Linked DNA regions of Mus musculus: region 2 is linked to region 1. A link is a loop called in an ENCODE intact Hi-C map of the cell type or tissue named here. Cell type or tissue: left cerebral cortex. All regions are shown on one strand. Links, peaks and the distances in the headings refer to the core of each region. The heading gives the core; the rest is flanking DNA. Region 1 overlaps Gm12963 (a long non-coding RNA gene). Region 2 has its middle 15 kb from the start of Tinagl1.

What was found. A loop is a pair of places that touch in the nucleus more often than their neighbours do. Peaks named below come from ENCODE experiments on the same cell type or tissue, not always from the same donor. Only the 100,000 strongest peaks of a DNase experiment are listed, where the experiment ranks them.
Region 2: a loop joins it to region 1, with 4 times the contacts of the local background. A loop is called at or near these places in 10 of 42 quality-filtered maps.

The regions. Positions count from the first base shown.
Region 1 is chr4:130,034,956-130,037,861 of GRCm38, forward strand. It overlaps Gm12963 (a long non-coding RNA gene), which reads right to left. Exons shown (of 6, transcript XR_003955360.1): 3 at 2,858-2,906. Among named protein-coding and RNA genes, the nearest start is that of Col16a1, 11 kb to the right of the region's middle. In left cerebral cortex, for the core only: a CTCF peak has its summit at 1,346 (motif pointing right); DNase peaks (open chromatin) are centred at 1,372 and 2,196; H3K27ac peaks cover 1,262 bases.
Region 2 is chr4:130,188,071-130,190,976 of GRCm38, forward strand. No RefSeq gene overlaps it. Among named protein-coding and RNA genes, the nearest start is that of Tinagl1, 15 kb to the left of the region's middle. In left cerebral cortex, for the core only: a CTCF peak has its summit at 1,093 (motif pointing left); a DNase peak (open chromatin) is centred at 1,068.

The DNA.
Region 1 (2,906 bases), core at 292-2,791:
GTCCACCTTACCCCCGGAGAGAGGCCTGCTGTGCTGGGCCCCGTGGGAGTCTTTTTTCTTTTATTAGATATTTTCTTCATTTACATTTCAAATGCTATCCAGAAAGTCCCCTATACCCTCCTATCACCCTGCTCCCCTACCCACCCACTCTCACTTCTTGGCCCTGGCATTCCCCTGTACTGGGGCATATAACGTTTGCAAGACCAAGGGGCCTCTCTTCCCAATGATGGCCGACTATGCCATCTTCTGCTACATATGCAGCTAGAGACACGAGCTCTGGGGGTACTGGTTAGTTCATATTGTTGTTCCATCTATAGGGTTGCAGACCCCATGGGAGTCTTGAGATCCACCGAGCCAGCTCTTCCTCTGTTGCTTGGGGACAGTGCCAGTATCTCAATACCTAGGTTCCGTTTTCCCCAGCTGTGTTACCCTCACCCACACCTGTCATCTATTAAGGACAGTCTCCACCTTCAGTAGCCCCCACTGCCGCTCCCCAGCAACCAGTCACCAACCTCTTCCCCCTTTGTCCTATTCAGCTCCTCCCTTGAGAACACCTGGCACAGTTGCTTCCAGAAGGTTCCTTTTACAAAAGTAGGCAAGAGCCATCAGACTTCAAGCAGCTCCTGTGTGCTACCCAGCACAGTTCCCCCAGGCTAGGAAAATCAAAGGCCTTGGCTTGGAAATGGGAGGAGAGAGAGGAAGAGGAAAGCAATTAATAACTCGATATGCTGTCCTGCAGAACAACCGGCAGCTAGAGTCCTAGGCAGAGACTGATCTGTACACAGTAGAGGTGTTCTGGGGGCCATGGAAGCTACCCACCCCCCAATGGTAAGGATTAGGTCAATGTCAGGGAGGGCTCAGATGGGATGGAAAGACAGAAGGAGCCTCCAGTGGGATGAAGTCCACAGAAGGTGAGGCTAATGATGAAGAGACCATTTCAAGTCCCAAGTGTGAAGTTTCTCTGGACCCTGAGAAGCTACGGGGATATTTTAATCATGAGAGTTATACTGCTAGATATCTGTTGTAGAAACACTGCCTGTCCATCAGGAATAGATGGGGCAAGAGACAGACAGGAGGCAGCAGCTGGCAGGTGCTTCAGGGACCAGTGGCTGGGACAGACAGAACGCAGCTTGGAAGTGATCCTAAGCAACAAGAGACAGACAGGGCTTGGGGCTGGAATATAGCCACTAGAATGGCTCCTGTTTCCAGTGAGGGGAAACCCTGTGGATATTCCCCAGAAGGGTGGTGTGCAGGTCCTGGAGGAACAGAGAGAGGGAGGAGGCTTAGCGCTCCCCCCCCCCTCCATCTGTTCTCCGCAATTCCTCAGCTTCCCACTAGAGGGTGCCGGGAGAACGGGCTCCACCTCCCATCATCCGCCCCTCACCACAGAAGGATGGTCCTCGACTTGGACCTCCCAAAAGCCAGGTCCCACATGTGTTCCGCTCCCTTCATCCCTCAGAAATGTGACCTCACTCTCTGGGGGCCTAGTGGTGGGTTTTGGCCTAAGGACCTCTCTCTACCTAAGAGCCATCGTGAGGTCTGTCTCTACAAGCTTGTTCTGGTGCTCAGAGCTGTCTCAGCCCTTCTAGCTTCTCTGTCTCAAGCAGATGCTTCCTATACCTTAGGTATCCAAAGGCCTCACCATTGCTGACTTCCTATCCCCCAGCCCCGACGCCTTTCCTCTCTGATCTAATGCCAGAGAGGAGGGGTTGGGGCGGGGGTTAAAGGTGGGTGCTCAGTTCTCTCACATCTGCCCCATGCCCCAGCACCCAGGCCCTCTAAACCTTGGGACAGTGTGGATAGTTGATCATGGGTGGGCAGGGCAAAGTTGGAAACAGGGGTAGGGTGGGGTGGGGAGGAGGGCTCGCTTTCCATAAAGGAGAGCAACAGTAGTTCAGGGCGTGGTCGGTGAGGGCGTGGCTATAGGGAGTCCTGGGGGCGTGACAGACAGCTAGGAGGGATCTGGGTTCCTGAATCTGGCAGCTCTCTCCGCTCTCAATCTCGCCCGCTCAGTAGCCAGGGCCCCTCCAGCCCTGGCCTTCAGTCCAATAGACAAACACTTCAGCAACAGGAGGCTCCTGGCTTCACTTAACAGAGGCCACACCCAGCTCTCTAGAACTGCCAGGCCTGGTGGGAGGGGGAGAGGGAACTCACTCATCCCTGTCTGTGCCTGCGATGCACCCACTACGTAGGAGATGACGCTCGCACCCTCGTGCTTCTATTCATTTCTAGGTGGACAGCTGGAGGGCCTCAAGGCTTGAGCCCTAGAGGAGGAGCTACTCAGGCGCGGGCGTCTCAAGCTTCCTTCACCCTCCTTCCTGCTATTCTGTACTCAGACCTGGAGCCAGGTCTAAAAATAGACGTAGGCGCTGGAAAGTGCCCACCCAGGAGGGGGTCAGGGAGGTCTGAGTCACCAGTCCGGAGGGCCTCTTCTCACATCCCCCGCGGGAGCAGAGTCAGTCTTGATGGCCAGGCATCACTCGGAGTCTCTTGGCCAGACTCTGCTTTTGGCCAAGCAGTGCCCTGCTTCCAGGCCCTGTGAGCAGTAGCAGCCACAGCCGGGAAGGATTAGGAGTTCCTTGGCCTGATTTATTTGGTTGTTTTTGTGCATCTGGCTGATGCGCCCATCCCTGGCTGGACAGTCACGTCTGCACCTGCCCCTCACCACCCAAGTTCATTAGGCTGTTCTGGTATTCTGGGTGTGGACCTGGTCTAGACAAATGGCCTACTTGAGATCTTAGAGGTTCTGCCCATTCTACAGATGAGAAAACTGAGTTACAAGGGTAAGAGGGGACCAGCACCAGTGAGTGATAGCCCGATATTCAAATCTTTGTTCTGCCCTCAGCTAGTGACTTGCCTGGCTTCTTGTAGGACCTGTCCAGTAAAGCGTCCCTCTGCAGATGACC
Region 2 (2,906 bases), core at 98-2,597, 150 kb after region 1:
TCTGGTACCCAGAGGAGGGAGTTGGATCATGAGGAACTGAAGTTACAGATGGCTGTGAGCTGCCATGTGGGTGCTGGGAATCAAACCTGGGTCCTCTATGAGAGCAACAAGTGTTCTTAACCGTAGAGCCATTTCTTTAGCTTTTCCAAAAATTAATTTTAAAAAGGAACTCTTCTCTTTTTTTCCTTGTAATGTGGTTCTATTTCCATTGTTTGCTTTTGTAATTTCTTGTTTTGGGGGGGGGGGGTTGTTTGCTTTTCAAGACTGGGTTTTCTCTATGTATCTCTGGCTATCCACGAACTCATTCTGTAGACCAGACTGACCTCAATTCGGAGATATATCAAGCGGCCTCTGTCCTCTGTCAAGAGGGCAGCAAGTCTTGCTCAACTCCCCCCTCTCTACTTCCCATACACCTGAATCCTCGAGGCAGGGGTGGAGGGTGGGTTAAGGGGTGGGGGTGGGGGTGGGGGTGGGATGGGGCTGAACCTTAAGAATGAGGGAGGGAGCTGAATGTGAGTGACTTTAATCCCAGCACTCGGGAGGCAGAGACGGGCAGGTCTCTGTGATTTGGAGGCCAGCCTGGTCTACAGAGTGAGTTCTCAGACAACCAGAGTTACTGCGTAAGAGCCTGTCTATAGATAGATAAATAAGATGTCATGGAGTGATGATGCATGCCGTTAACCCCAGCAGTTAGGAGGCAGAAGCAAGCAGACCTCTACGAGTTTGAGGTCCACCGGCGCTGCATAGTGAGACCCTGTATGAACAAATAAAAAAGAGGGAAGGACCGTGAAAGACAAGTTCAACCGTGTCATGTAGGGAGCAAAGACTGGCAGGTGTGAGAACCAATAGGAACTCAGCCTGGAAAGGGTTAGCAAACTTATGTCGGCGCCCCTCCCCCATGTTAGAGGAGGCATCTTCCAGAGTCTGTTAAATGGAGTGAGATGGAGGGGAAACGAGGTTTTGAACCTCAAGCTAAGTCATCTCCTCTTTATTACCACAACAAGAAGCAGAGACAACTAAACAAACCTGGCCTGCAGTGTCATCCCGAACCTCAGGCTCTCGCTGCACACCACTGCCATCTTGTGGCCGACAGGGAATTCTCCGGGACAGGCTTCCCGTGTCAGGGCTAGCGTGGAACTGAAGGAGAAGCTCAGAGACTCAGACTGGACCACCTTACTCATTACGTATGGAGAGATCAAGTCTCAAAGAGGGCACTGCACAGACTAGGGAAGAAGAGGTTAGATCGCACGTAAGCTAGCTCAAAGTTTACTGCATACCTCTGTTTGTTTTTTTTTTTCTTTTAATTTTTTTAATTAAAAAATTATTTATTGACTTGTTAGGTATGAATGCTTCTCTTACATGTATGTGTGTGCACTTGCATGCCCAGCATCCGGGATGGTCAGAAGAGGATTCTCTGGAACTGGAGTTAGAGACTAGTGTGAACTGCCATGTGGGTGCTGGGAATTGAACCCAGGCCTCTGGAAGAGCAACCAGCGTTCCTGATTTCTAAGCATTTCTCCAGCCAGTCTGGTTTTTATCAGCTGTAAGAGCCTGGGCAGGTGACCTCATCTCTCTGAGCCACACTCTCCACCTCTACAGAGGCCGCTCTTTTAACTATAGAGCAAGTTTGAGGCGAGCCTGGGCTACTTGGTATTCTTTGTCCACCCTGCCCTGCCCCCTCCTAAATGATATGACAGCTGAGACTGTCAGGGCGCTGGGCAGCCAGGGTCAAGGAGTTCCCAGAAGAAAGGGAGTAGCCACCATACGCTGAGCAGGAAGTCCCCTTTTATTGTGACATTTATTGGACATTTCCTGGCTCTGGGCAGTTTGGCCTGTTGTACCGATGACTTCACAAAGGAAGACAGACAAAAGTTCAGAGCACAGGTGATGTCTGGTGTGGTGGCGCACGTCTGTAATCCAAGCACTCAGAAGGCAGAGGCAGGTGGGCTTCTGTGAGTTCCAGGATAGCCTGGTCTACATATTAAATCCCAGGACAACCAGAGCGACACAGTGAGATTCCCATCTCAAAACAAACAAAAAGTATAATCACAAAGTTTATAGGAAATGGCTGGGATTTAAATATTAAGCTAGGTCACAGACTCTCAGAAAAAAAACCTGCATGCCCTGCTCCATGTGTGTAATATAGCCAATAGTATATGTGTATATATCTATTGTATACACACACACACAAATGTACATGTAGGCACAGGATAACATGTAGGAAAGAAATAAAAAGAAAGGCCGAGGAAGGGTTAAATGACCATTCAGTATAGAAGGTCTCTGACTTGTATAGCTTTGGGACTGGTTAATTCTGGTTGGTGTGTGATGGTTTTCATTAACAATGTTTTTGGTTTTTTTGTTTTGTTTTGTTTTGTTTTTAAAGATTTATTTATTATTATACATAAGTACACTGTAGCTGACTTCAGACACACCAGAAGAGGGCGTCAGTTCTCATTCCGGATGGTTGTGAACCACCATGCGGTTGCTGGGATTTGAACTCAGGACCTTCAAAAGAGCAGTCAGTGTTCTTACCCGCTGAGCCATCTCGCCAGCTCCCAACAACGTTTTTTATAATAAAGATTTTTTTAAAACATAAAACAAGGCTCTGTGGCTCAGTGGTTTGAGATGTCTGCGTCACCCTGACAACCTGGAGTCAAGCTCCAGTCTCAAAGGCGGAAGGGGAGAGCTGCTCCCAAGGTTTGCCCCTGACCGCCAAGTGTGCACTGTGACACATCCACGCCCCTCCACACACTAAACGAATAAACTTATGAAAATAAATAGAAACAGTGGGACTGAAGGAGCACAGAATGGAGGATAAAATGGCAAGTGCACAGCACACATAAGGGCCACCATTGAGCTGCAGTGAGCTGGCCACCTCACAGTGAGTCGCACCAAGGGACTTGAAT